Regions from separate parts of the Homo sapiens genome. Here region 2 is linked to region 1. The links are chromatin contacts, found by Hi-C or POLR2A ChIA-PET in ENCODE. All regions are on one chromosome and are shown on one strand. The core of a region is the stretch at or near the end of the contact, and the rest is flanking DNA. Distances in the headings are between cores, read along the strand shown.

Evidence for each region. A loop is a pair of places that touch in the nucleus more often than their neighbours do. ChIA-PET counts read pairs that join two places held with the same protein, here RNA polymerase II (POLR2A). Pooled maps may share reads with other maps.
Region 2: POLR2A ChIA-PET joins it to region 1 with 10 read pairs in AG04449. The contact joins two enhancer-like sites. A Hi-C loop is called at or near these places in 2 of 50 pooled maps. POLR2A ChIA-PET finds 5 or more read pairs at or near these places in 4 of 52 experiments (AG04449, OCI-LY7, activated T-cell and 1 more).

What each region holds. Positions count from the first base shown.
Region 1 is chr14:54,444,667-54,451,676 of GRCh38, reverse strand. No RefSeq gene overlaps it. Among named protein-coding and RNA genes, the nearest start is that of CNIH1, 6.8 kb to the right of the region's middle. Within about 2 kb of position 5,201, at least 11 of the 41 ENCODE cell types and tissues checked have a DNase peak (open chromatin) inside an H3K27ac peak, as active enhancers do.
Region 2 is chr14:54,709,077-54,715,986 of GRCh38, reverse strand. All of the region lies in intron 3 of SAMD4A (sterile alpha motif domain containing 4A), which reads right to left. Among named protein-coding and RNA genes, the nearest start is that of SAMD4A-AS1, 25 kb to the right of the region's middle. RefSeq lists a silencer at 6,350-6,399. Within about 2 kb of position 3,391, at least 12 of the 41 ENCODE cell types and tissues checked have a DNase peak (open chromatin) inside an H3K27ac peak, as active enhancers do.

The DNA.
Region 1 (7,010 bases), core at 3,952-6,451:
GCTGGTTTGAACTCCTGGGCTCAAGCGATCCGCCTGCCTTGGCCTTCCAAAGTGCAGGGACTACAGGTGTGAGCCACCATGGCCACATTCTTTTTAGGAAGGCAAGCAAGCGCCTGTCGGGGAAGTGGGCTGCTTCTGCTTAAATGTGGCTATTATTTAGAGTTTCAGCTTAGTCTGGGATTGCGCATACTCCTGGGCTCTGTGAACTGCTTTCTCTTTGAGTATCTCTCCACCTGTGGCCTTGCTCACAGTTACTGAGTGTCCTTGTATGTCTCACAGTCAAACTCCCCAAGAGACAAAGGATCTGTGTGTTCGGCTCTGGGGTGTTGTATGGCAGATGCATCTGCTGAGGCAGAGCATCACGGAGGTGGCCTCCACCACTGCTGCTGTGTCCTTGCTCCTGGGGGAGCTGGTGGCTTGATTGGCAGGCCCAGGCATAGCCTGGGTCCAATCAGCTGTCACAGGATGGTTGCATGGTCGGTTTTCCTCAGAAGACGCTATGAGTTTGGCAAGCCTTCATAACCTAATGAACTTCTCTTTAAGTTAGTGAATGTCTGAACATGACCTTGGATTTCTTTCTGGGTGTGGATAAACGTCTTTCTCCTAAATATACATTTTTTTCACTTGGGCTCTGAATCTCACCTCCTCCCTTTTTATCTTTGCTTTTGCATTGAAGTTTTCTTTCGTCAAACATACTGAGTCTGTTGTCTTCTTGGCAGGGATTACTAACACTTTTATTTATCGGAGCTGAACACCTTTATACCTCATTGAATCCTTAAAACAACTTTATGAGGTAGGTGTTATTATCTTCCACATTTTTCAGAAAATGAAACAGACTTTGAGAGTCAGAGTTACTTCCCCAAGGTCACTCTAGAGTTATGAGTAGAGCAGTGATTTTTGACTCCAGTGGTGCCCTTTTAACCTTCAGCAATGCTTCCCCACATCTGGTTTCAATGTCGATGTCTAGTTCTTCCTTAATAAGGAACTGGTGGTGATGACTCAACCCACGTGGCTAGGGGAACAGTTTAGGTGGTAGCTTGATTTTTCTGTTTGCAGCTACTAGGGATTTTCTAGAAGGTCCTACATTGTAGTCTCATTTCCCACTTACAAGGCTGGCATTCAGAAGCTTTTATTATTCATAGAGTTTTTCGGTTTTTGATTATGTATGTGTTCAACGTTAAAATTCAGAGTCTTTATGGATCAATGTTTCTGGAAAGCTTGGCATCCATCTTAGGTGCTCTGCAAGCTGCTGGCTGCCAGCTTAACCTAAGCCCATGCTATGGTTTGAATGTGTCCTCTCCAAAATTCATGTTGAAACTTAATCCCCATTGTGGTGGTATTAGGAGCTGGGGCCTTTTGGAAAGTGATTAAGTTATGAGGGCTCTGCCTTTACGAATGGATTCATGTTTTATGAAAGGGCTGGAGGGAACTAGCCTGGGCTCTTCTTGCCCTTCCTTTCTTTCCATCAGGTGAGAACACAGTGTTTCTCCCCTTCAGGGGATGCAGCAATAAGGCGCCATCTTGGAAGGAGACAGCAGCCCTCACCAGACACCAATCCTGCTGGTGCCTGAATCTTAGACTTATCAGCTTCGAGAATTGTGAGAAATAAATTTCTGTTGTTTATAAATTATTCAGTGTAGCAGCACAAATGGACTAAGACAGCCCAGAAATTGCTGCATGATGCTGTAACGTCAAGTTTGCTAAGGTGGGTCTAGGTTCCTATGTGGGTTCAACACTCTCTGAGTTCTATGGCCCCTGAAAGCTGCCCCTGGGCCTGAGATAATGTTGTTACCATAGGGATGTGCCACTGGAATGAGGGACAACACATGCTAGTCACTCAGAGGCTCTCAGGTTCTGGGTCACTGGCATTCCAGAGTCTTTTAAAAGGCTATTTGCGAAGGCTGCAATCCCTTCCTAAGCTCCTCGACTTCTGAGTGTGTCCTTATGGTCTACCTCCGTAGAACGATAAAACCTGGGCATGACTCTTTTCCTTGCAATCCCAATGAGCCTGACTAACCCACTCACACATCAAATGGTAAAATCTTCAATAAAGGAAATTAGAGAGCAATATGTCCCATAGAATCATTTAGTTTCTTTCAAAGATTTCAAAACTTCTTTCATTCAACAAAGAGGACATTCAGTTTACAACTTCAGGAAATCAAATGTGCAAAACTACCAAAAATAAGATTGAGTACTCCCTGGTACTTAAAAGGTGGCTAAATCATTTCTTGAACTAATTATTGGTGTTTTCCCCTTGTGTTCCTCTCTCCCTCCACACTTTGACAGTGATGAATCCCTTTAGGCTTCCTTGCCTTGGGAATTTTTGCAGGAAGGACAGAAAGAAGAAGCCATCTGATCAACAGCTCTTCTTGCCTCCTGTGAAAGCCCTCATTGCACTGAAGAGAATTTCCCAGGTGTCCCAGAGTGGGAGGATGGTGAGTGAAGGCTTTTGGGGGTCTAGGAGAGAGGAGGGAGCAGCTAATTTCCTAAACTGGGAAGGGATCAGAGAGAGAGATCTGTGAGTCCTGCAGGCAGTAAGGATCCGTCCCCTGTTCTGTAGGCTGTGGGGAGGCAGTGGCATCATAGAGAGGACAACCCTGGGGTGCCAGGAGGTACCGGAGTTCCCAACCTTGGCAAAGATTCTAATATCTGTCCGTTCTGCTACAGTGATCACATACATTTCCAGGACACTAGTATGACTCTCCGAAGGGAGACCACCAATAATGCCTGAGACAGAATTTTTCACTAATCCACTGGAAAGGGAAATGGAGTTGGAATAAAGTTACTTAAACATAATAAAGAATATAGCACCTTTGCCATAACCCAGCAGTTTCGCTCCTATGTATCTGCCCAAGAGAAAAGAAAATACATATTCAGAAAAAGACATGTACAAGAATGTATGTTACAGATTTGTCTATAATAGCTCCAGATTAAAAATAGCCCAGATGTCCATAAATAGGAGAACAGATAAACAAATTGTGATATATTCATACAGTGGAATGTTACAGAGCAATGAAAAAAAACCCTGTGAAAACACAAGATGGGTGAATTTCAGAAATATGCTGAATGAAAGAAGCCAGACAAGAGTACATACTATATAATTTCAATGATATGATGGTCTAGAAAAGACCAATCTAATCTATAATGCCAGAAAGCAGATGAGTGGTTGCCTTGGCTGTGGGTTAGGAAGCACCATGGTGGAAATTTTTTGGGTATTGTAAATGTTGAACATTTTGATTGTGGGTGGGTGAGTGTATAATTTTCCATACACTCATTGACTGTGCCCTTAAAATGGGTAAATATTATTTTCTGTAAATTATACCTTAATAAAGTTGATTTTTAAAAAGTGAATGAACTGCTGATACATGCAGCAATATGGATGAATTTTGAAGAGAAAACCCCAAAAGATTATGCTGAGCCAAAACAAAGCAGACACCAAGAATACATATCATATGATTCCATTTAGTGAAGTTGAAGGACCCGTAAAACTCATCCATGGTACTAGAAAGCAGAACAATTGTTGCCTAGGGGGTAGGTCATGAGAGAACTTTGTGGGGTGATGGAAATGTTCTCTGTCTTTAGGAGGGAGGTTACGTAGGTGTATATGTGTATTGAAACTCCTTGAATTATACACTTAAGATCTGTGCATTTCACCATCTTTAAACTATGCGGCTTATGAAAGACACATACAAATTAAGAACAATAGCCCTGGCGTGGTGGCTCACGCCTGTAATCCCAGCACTTCAGGAGGCTGAGGCAGGTGGATCACCTGAGGTCAGGAGTTCAAGACCAGCCTAGCCAGCATGGTGAAACCCTGTCTCTACTAAAAATACAATAAAATTAGCCAGGCCTGATGCCATGCACCTGTAATCCCAGCTACTCGGGAGGCCGAGGCAGGAGAATTGCTTGAACCTGGGAGGCGGAGGTTGCAGTGAGCCAAGATCACACCACTGTACTCCAGCCTGGGGGACAGAGTGAGACTCCGTCTCAGTAAATAAATAAATAAATAAATTAACCGGGCATGGTGGCGGGTGCCTGAAATCCCAGCTACTCAGGAGGCTGAGGCGGGAGAATTGCTTGAACGTGGGAGGCGGAGGTTGCAGTGAGCAGAGATCGTGCCACTGCACTCCAGCCTGGGGAATAGAGCGAGACTGTCTCCAAAAACAAAAACAAAACAAAACAAAGTGACTTTTTTTGCACATATGAAATTGTTAAGTCATTTCTGTACATTAACTCCCTTCATCATGGTTGTGTAACAGGCACTCCCAGTGCAAAGGGCAGAATGGATGACACAGCCACCAATATTGAGAAACTACATCCTGCTGGGCAGCCTGAAGCTCTCTACTTGCATGCTGCCGTAACCCAAGGTTTTGGAAAGGTACATAGTGAGCAGAAAAAAACATGAACACATTGTCAGCTCTGCCACATACAGAAAATAACTGAGAATCACACATTGTTCTGGAGGGGCAGAGCTACCTTTTCTCAAAAAAAAAAAAAAAAAAAAGAGAATCCTGGGAAAGGCTTCTCTTCTGAGTATGTGGCATAGGGGGCATAAAGCCTTGAACAAACTCTGAGCTCTGCCAACAAGAAAGAAGTGGGAGTGGGTTTGGGAGCAACCAACACTTTCGGTTACGCATCCCATTTTCCCCAGCTTCATAACTATTCTTTCCAAGTCTTATGTCTGAGTCACATGTCTAGATCCATAGCCCACCCACAACCACCACTAATTACCAGGTGAAATTGCTTCTTCCCCAATTACACAAACATCTTCTGGAAGACTGGGGACTGATGACCTATAGTCTTCTGTGCCCAGGGTTCTTTCCTCTTGGAAGTGCCTCATTATTCAAGGCAAGGGCCCAGATCATCCGAAAGCATAGTGGATTGCATATGGCATTTGTAACTGGGATGAGATGTTCTCCTATTATTCTCCCTTTGTGGGAGTCCTCACTAGTTAGTTGGTTGAGGATAAATTTACACCAATGCAGAGCTTTCCCTTTTATGTTACCACCATGTCTCTGAGCATCCTACGCCCCCACCTGCCCTGCCCTTGGCACTGGAGGAGTGCTGGGCAGAGTGCCAAGCCTCACTCCCACCTGGATGATCAGTGGTGAAGTATGGCTTGCTGTCAATTGGCAGAAACCCCGAGCTGAGCTGCCAAGCAACTCCCTGGAGTTTGGCAAGGTGGTGCTTGTTTCCTTAGAGCCTTGCAAGTTTCTTGAGGTCACGTTCTCCTAACTGCTCAGCGCCTCCCCCTTCCCTTCCTCAATACCAGCTTTATCTAGTTGGGGGTTGGGGAGGGTGCTGGAAAATTTCTCAGATGTGTATCTGAACTTTTTCTGTGTATCTGAAGTTTTTCTTAGACTAGATGCTTTGTATTTGCGGGCTTTGTTTTCCAGGGCTCCAAGCAGCTGACTTGTGTCTAGCTGTCCAGATTGGGAACATGGCTAGTGGGGGCAGTGATGGTAAATTGATGGAAAGAATTTGAACAAAGGAATTTGAGGGAAGGAGGAGGGGAAAGAAGGAGGGAGAGAGAGAGAACAAGCATATAAATTAATCCTTCTTTGAAATATTATCCAGCCCCATTCATACATGCAAGTCAAAGCAGGAACTTAATTCAGTATTTACTGCAAAAGTACTCCCATGGGCTAAAAGAATTAACGCAAATTCCAAAGAATACTAGGAATTGTTTGAACACAGAGAGTATAGATTTCTCACTGTCTATAATGGTCCTCCAAAATGTCAAGTAAACTCATTATTTTCCTCACTACCTTGTCTATGGTTGGTTGATCCAACTAGCTCTTTATCCTCTTTCAAAAGGGTGTATTCTCTCACAGATTATAGCTGCTTAATATTGTCTAAAGTACTGCTGCCCAGTAGAACTTTCTATGTTGGAGGTATCCTATATCTATGCTGTCTAATATAGTGGCCACATGAGGCTATTGAATACTGGAAATATGAGCGCTGGAAATATGGCTAGCGTAGCTGAGGAACTGAATTTTAAATTTTGTTTTTATTTTTTAATTAAAAATTTTTTTTGGAGACAAGGTTTCATTCTGTCACCCAGGCTGGGGTGCAGTGGCGCAACCATGGCTCACTGCAGCCTCCAACCCCATGGCCTCAAGCAATCCTTGTGCCTCAGCTTCCTGAAGTGTTGGAATTGCAGGTGTGTTCTACCTTGCCCAGCTTAATTTAAATTTAAATAGTCACATGATTAGTGGCTCCTGTATTAGACAGCACAAGCCTAAAGTTTACCTGTGTGCTCTGGTAATATGTGAAGGGGGCTTCATCCTACTGCAGCTTATATAACTGTGTGAATCAGTCAGCACTCCACCTGGCATAGAACAGGTGCTCAACAAACCTTTGTTGAAATACCTAAAATGCTACCCTTGAAGAAAGTTGGTGGGGAACCTGGGTTTTATGTAACCGCTGTAGGGGTTGAGGCAGGCAAAATTTCTCTTACAAATTTCCTTTCTCCTCAGGTGAAATAGGGGTAGCCCCTTCTAATTAAGGGTGGGTGCCTGGGAGACAGTTTCATTCTATGAGATAAGGTGCTAGCCTAGTCAGCAGAGAAGGAAAACACACATTTCAAGTGAAGCCGGAGAAAAACTTGTTGCCAAAAGGTAGGATTTCTTGGTATCTGGTGATGAAACATCATTTCCCAAGTTGTAGATGGGATTCATCTGGAAAAAGGGGGTTCGATTTCATGGTTTGGCTTGAGTAGTTCCCTGCAAACTCTCTCTCCCGAGCCCAGAAAGCTGCATCTGCCTTTCATTAGATTGTGAGTTCTCTTGCATAAATATTGCCTGATGCTGCGTTCTGCCGTGCCCGTGGCCTTAAGTACTGAATTAAATATCATTTGCCTCCTTCTTCGCTTTCACCAGGGCATCCAGTTAATCAAGTTCAGCTGAGCTTGTCTCCCAACTACTATCAAGCATGTTTACCCCTTTCCTTCCCACCTTCCACTGCTCTAGTTCAGATCCATAGCAACTTTTGCTTGGACCATTGCCGTG
Region 2 (6,910 bases), core at 2,142-4,641, 270 kb before region 1:
AACAGAACTTGGTGATCCTCTGATTTTTTTTTCTTTAGAATCCACATTTATAACTGTAGCATGCTCCTGAAGTTTCATCATCACCATGACCTTAAACCAGTATTATTTTTGCCAATTTTCTTTTCTTTCTATATGGCAGAGACTAAGGAACTCATGATACTGTGTTTCCTATTAATAAACTCTAATACGTTTCTAAATTATCAGATCACCCCTTATTTAGCATTATTATTCCAGGCTGAATCATTTTGCTTTTTATTTTAGGCTATCTTCTTTTTCCCCTCTTTCTTCACTAATATCCTCATGTATTTCTCATTTTATATATTTTTAATAGGTAATACATGACATTAATATGGTGCTTACTTCAAAGAGCAGGATGATAAATAATTCCCCCACCCTGTCCACCAGACTTCCCTTCACACTCCAGGTAGCAGTTACTGATTTTTTCACATTCTTTTTTAAAATTAGGGGGACCAAAACCGTATTAGATTTTTCACGTAGTATGTAGTTAATGCTGAATACAGCAGGAGGCTCTCTTCCTGGCTTTGTCACATCCCACTTCTCCTAGACATTTCACTCTCCTCCCCCACCCAGCCCAAAATGAGTACTATCGACTCATCAGCAGCACTCTCTGAGTTGAAGATTCTACTTTGGAAGCAAAGAATAAAAGTGCTAAGAAGGAGCCTTAGGGGTCATCCAACCCCAAACTTTCATAAAGAAGTGAGAATCCCCGTGAGTTTAAGATCACACTCTGAGTTGGAAGTGAATTCACTATGGCAATTTTTTTTTTCTTTCAAATACTCTGCCCTCTTGGGACTGGTCACACTTCCCTGGCCTGAATGTGTGTACAGAGCCTCATTTGTTCCTATTAAATCCTATTCTGTTACTTAAGGATAATTTTTAAAAGTGTGAATAATATTCTTATAATTATTACTAATTTAAAAAACTATTCCTATTCATAATGGATCCCAAAGAAGCAACATCAACACAATTTTACCTTACTCTTTATTATTTTAAAATCTGGTCCACTTTAAAGTATTTAGTAATATATATCACTAGAACAATCCTTAAGGGAATAATGGTATTTGTGGAAGGCTGGCTCTTTGTAGAACTGATTCAAAGTATCTTGATTTCAATTTAGCATAATGGGATAGCTTTGTCATAGGGCTTCCCCAGAGATCCTATTCCATCATAGTTTACTGCAGAGGCTGGGCTTGTGGAAGAAGCACCCTTACTATTACCAGCAGTAATAACGACAACAATAAGGGCTATCCTACTGGCAAGTGCTTTACACACATTTCTCATTTAATCCTCACAACCACCCTTAAATGCTCTCTTAACTCATCTTCACTTAACCAACTTTCTGGACCAACCACTACTCTCCATTCCCTTTAAACTACTTACTGATGCTCATGGCTTACTGACTCCCCTAGCACTGTAATTTACTTGTGCCCTTCTGCTCCCACCAGCTGACTTGTAGGTGTACCAAGGGTCAAACAGGTTGTTCCCAAGCCTGTTTATGCCAGTTGTACTTACTGTAAATATGTAATTTTAAAACACATCACAGAAACAATGACACACAAGTTATAAAGTTAACTGCAAAAAAACTTAAATGCTTTAGAAATATTCATTATTTTTGCTTAAAAATCTACTGTTGAATTCAGTGTGAGTGAGAAAACTATAAGCTAAATTGTAAAAAGAAAAACTAGAATCTAGAGAGTCTATGCTCTGATGTTTTTGCAAATGCCTTTAAATTCCTGCTCCATTTTAAAGAAATCAAAGACAGTAACGTATTAAGGGTATGATTTATGCAGGAAAGACATAGAGCAACCTGTCAGGTACCCTCTTCTTAGAGAAAAGGCTATCATGCTATACGAAAGGCTGAAAATGGATATAGATATTTATGTTTTAAGATAAAATTATACATTTAAAGTCTTATTTGTTATGATTCCCTTCTTTAAACAGCTAGTACAATGAATGCATCAACTACCTATCTGGATCAAGTCAATGAAGAAGCCTTCTACTGAAATTTATTCTCATTTTATAGATGAGGAAAGGAGGCTTAGAGGTCAAGTAACTTGTCCATAACTATACCTCTAGTTATTGGAAAAACTGGACTTTAAAACCAACTTGTCTGACTTCAAAGTTGTTCTTAATCAAGACTGCCTCATTGTTTATGTACCAACTTGAATCTCTCAAACACTATTCACAGCCTTATAATTAATTCCCTTTATATAGCAATGTCTTACTGTGCAAAGCAGAAGACTAAAGCATAAAGTAATCCATTATAAATCTTTTAGCTCCATATGGGTTTTGCTGGGCTTTTCCAAAAGGATGCATCTCAGAAAGGCTGGCTGTGAAACAAATCTCTAAAGCAAACCCTGTGCTCCCATTGGCTTCACTGTCTAGCTCTAGCCATGGAATTTGTCTGTGGAAATGGTCCAAAGTTTTAGCAAGGAATGACTACCCTGGAGTATGTTGGGAGTTTTAGCCTTCCTCCAACCCACAAAAATCCTTTATAGCATTTTCCAGATTTTGGAGCCCCCTGCTCACCTGGCTTCCTCATCTCCACACCCTGCTCTTAACTGACTGATACCTGAGATTTCCTGAGAATGTATTTTACCTAATAGAATGTTGAGAGCTGGGGTGGGGATGGGAGATGGCCGGAATGAGATTTAGTGTTTAACAGTTAGAAAATATACCCTAGATTGACAATAGTTGATGGCACTAACATTTACCCTCACCTCGGTACCTAAGACCGTGAAATTCAAAGGTTTAATTTTTTGAAATTAAAGATATCAAAGATATGTGTAAGCTACAGTCATGAGACATCTTTCTTTAGTGTAGCCTGAGTTTACTCGGGAAATCTTAAAAGAAAAAAAAATCAGTAAATGCAAATTTAAAAGTTTTCCTGTCTGTTTGTAGAACAGCTATAGTTAGTCTATGACTCTAAATCTTGTGAAATAACAGAAATCATAAGACTACAGGGCTCAAAAAGGGTCTTACAGAAGCCATCCTGTTCATCTCCCCTTTCCTCCTCCCCTCTTCCAGGCTAGTCCAACTTAAGCCATTTATTCCAGCCAGAATCCATCCTATTTTTAAAGTCTGGTGGGGAATGAGAACACAACTGTCTTCCTCTGTAGCTCATCTAGTGTTTAATAACCCTCACTGTCACTGAAGTCTAAAAAAATCTTCCTGGATGGGGGATGGAGAGCACAGCCTCATGACCCAAGGTGCATGCAGCCCATGGAGGTCTCTGGCTTTTTCCAGGCAGAGGGATCTCCAACACATGATCAACTAGCAGGCTTCTCGCCCACTACAGCATTTTTCTGATCATTCCTCCCCAAGCCTTGGAAAACAGACACTAGGCATGATGAGGAAAAACACAGTCCGGTAAAAACCCTGGACTCTTGGAAACAGGAGAAGGATCAGCCGGTGGCAACATCGAGTCCTCTGAGATATCACTGAGTCATGTTTACAATGTAGTATGTATTAGGAAGGCCAGTGCCATACTAAAAAAAGTTTCCCCCAAAGGGGAAGGAAGCTAAAGCTAAAAATATACCATGCCAGCTGTTATAAATGCTTCTCAAAGAAAGCAAACCAACTCTTTCATTAGTTACCTCTTTGAAGAGCAAATGAGGGGTTAAGGAAATAATGGAATTTTTCAGTTACATGCCAGGTTGGCTAGATTTTTGGGAGGAAGAAATTTTCCACCGAGAAAGAAAGTCTGCTGGTAAAAGGCAAAATAATTCCATGAAAGATTTCAAAGGAACTCCAGACTACAACAGTGGCTCCAAAGGCTTTGGGTGGGGATGACCTGCAGCCTGCAAGATAGAATCAGGGTCCCCAGGCTTCACCCTTCCTTTTTAGGTTCCAAGAGGCCATTTGCAAAGGCCTCTTTCCTTGCCAGACCCATCTAGAGCTGAGCTGCCTGGTGTCTCTCCCTCTCTTGAATATCTGTGTTCTGATGGTTCTCACAGGCTGACTGAAATGCACTTGAAGCGGTTTGTGGCCTTGTGAAAAAAGGTGAAGGGCAAAAGGAAGAGGAAGGACTTCATGAGCAAAACAAGTACCTTTGAAATCGCTGACTCTTGCCGCATTAGGGGCTGAGAGAAATGGAGGTTTTTTTCCCGTAGCAGATCAGGGGCTCCTAAGGGAGCCACTTTCCCTGAGATTCACTCCTACTCGTCCTCCACTTTGCTTGCAGAAGTTGTTTAGTTTCAGATGTTGGCTCTATGAGGCCTAGCAGCCATCCTTTCCATAAATGCAAGGACTTCCTCTACCCCTCAGGAAGACCAAGAACAAGGACCAAACCAATGTCCTCCCCCGAACCCCTCCAAAATCCAGGCACTGAATATCCCAAGTAATTTTTGTTTTTTAACTTTTAATTTTGACGTAATTATAGATTTACAAGAAATTGCAGAAATACTACCCAGAGACGTCTCATGTACCCATCACCCAGCTTCCCCCAAGGTGACATCTTACGTATCAATAGTGCATTATCAAAATCAGAAGCTTGACATTAATGCAATACAACTAACTAGACTACAGGCCTTATTCAGATCTCAGCTGTTTTTACGATCACTAGTTTTTTTGGGTATACATTTGTAACTATGGCAGTTCATCACATGTATAAATTCATGTAACTATCTCTATAATCAAGGTATGTTTTTAAAAGTCTGTTAGTATTGAAACTGATTTGGTCAAATAAGTCAAAAAGGAGCAAGAGTAACAATAAATGTCACTAAGGTGATTATGACAGAAGGCTAAATGATCAATATTATCACCAAATATTTAGTGAATTCCTAGGGACATTTTCTTGTTTATTTTGGAAATTCATTATTTTCATGAACATGTGCCTAGTGAGCTCAGGAATTTATTAAGTCCCTACTGTTCAGCAAACATTTATGGCAGGGTGGGCAGACAAGCTTCAGCTCACATGCCATCTCTTATTGAATTATAGTGGTTGCCTAGAGGGGCATATTGAGGATGATTCAGAGGCCACATCTGGGCTTAGCAAGAGACGGCCATCGTCCAACAAGGTGCTCTGCCACTGCAGCTGAATCTGTGCCAGGAATTTGACATTTCCAAAATTTCTGTGACTTTTTGAGCCACACATTATCCCAGGTGCTGGGAAATACGGATAAAGAAGATACAACCCCTATCCCCAAGGAGCTCACAGTCGGGAAGGATAGGTGAACATGGCGACCAAAAACTGACACAAAATGCTAAGAGCTGACACCGAGTTGTGTGGATCGGTGCAAAGACTGCTCCCTGCTTCAGAGAGTCACAGAGATGGGGCAATTCAGGCAGGGTCTCATACCTGTGGGCTGTGGAGACCACGGAAGCTGGAGGGTCTGTATGGGGCCAAATCCAGGGTCAGAGAAAAGCAAGAGTCTACTAGCTACTCATTCAAATTCTGAGGATAGGATTAGGAGGGAGAGGCAAGTAATAACATCGATTTCCAGGGGCCTCACTGCCTAGGTTCACATCCCAGCTGAACTACTTAGTAGGTCTGTGATGTTGGTCACATTACCTAACCTTTCTGTGCTCCAGTTCCCTTAGCTGTTAAATGGGGATAACAATAATACCCACCATCATGAGGTTATGAGGATTCAATGAGTTAATATTTATGTAAAGGGTTTTAAACAGTACCCAATATATAGTAAACACTATGTAGGTGTGTGCTATCATTGTTAATTTACTTTTTATCTTCTATGGTACCAAACACATCATTTTTATCATCAGAAAAAAATCAAGATTAATAAAATAAATACTAAGATTCCACAATGTGCCATGAATCTGTAGAAGTGGACAGATTAAATGGAGCATTTTGGCATAATTTAGGTATCCAAAGTTTCTGAGTTCTTACCTCATGTTGGGCTAACAAAGGCCAGCATGCTTTCAAATCCAAATGTCAATAATGCAAAGAAAAGTCAAGTGTTGCAATTATTTGAATAAAAACAAGTTTCATTTGTAGCTGTAGCACAGAGATTTCTTCCAGGTCCAGGTCCACCAGGGAAGAACAGACAAGGGTCAGAAAGGCAGTTTGGGGCAACTGAGGTAGCACTGACAACCACACAGGGGAATTCTGTAGGCTCTTAAGAAAGCCAGGAAATACTTATTCTTTGCCTGAATGGTTTACTTTTCTTCTATAACAGACCTTAGACAGGAAGCAAACCTAGAGATGCTAATCCGGGTTCTATCTGCCTATATTTGGAATTAATTGCTCTTGATGGGTGAAACAAAGTTGACCAAGCCTTGTGTAAGGTTTGTCACAGCCAATACCTTGATCCTGTCTGGTCCTACAGGCTCGTGGTGAAGAACACACACATTCTTGTTCTTAGTCAGCATACCCTTGAGTGGCCTTACTAGAACAAGGTGCTAAAAAAATACATTCTTCTCTTTCTTTTGAAGTGCTCTGATGTCATCCAAAAGGCTGCATAACAGATTTTTCAACCTATCCCAACCCACTCTTCCCTTATCTCATGGTAGAAAAGGTCCTTGAGATGTCACTTGACTTAACCTCTGCAACCAATAAAAGATACTCTTGCCTCTCGATGAATGAAAATACGTAGATTCTCATTAGATTAGGACTTAGGTTTTGGCTCCTACTCATCCTTATTCTAATCCTGTCCTTCAAAACTCTGTGTAACTATAGCACCTATTTTTTTCTTTTCTTCTGTTTTTTGTTTGTTTGTTTGTTTGTTTTTGAGACAGAGGCTTATTCTGTCACCCAGACTGAAGTGCAGTGGTGTGATCTCGGGTCACTGCAACCTCTACCTCCCAGGCTCAAGTGATCCTCCCTCCTCAGCTTCCTGAGTAGATGGGACTATAGACACACACCACCACACCCGGCTAATTTTTGTATTTTTTATAGAGATGTGGTTTCACCACGTTGCCCAGGCTGGTC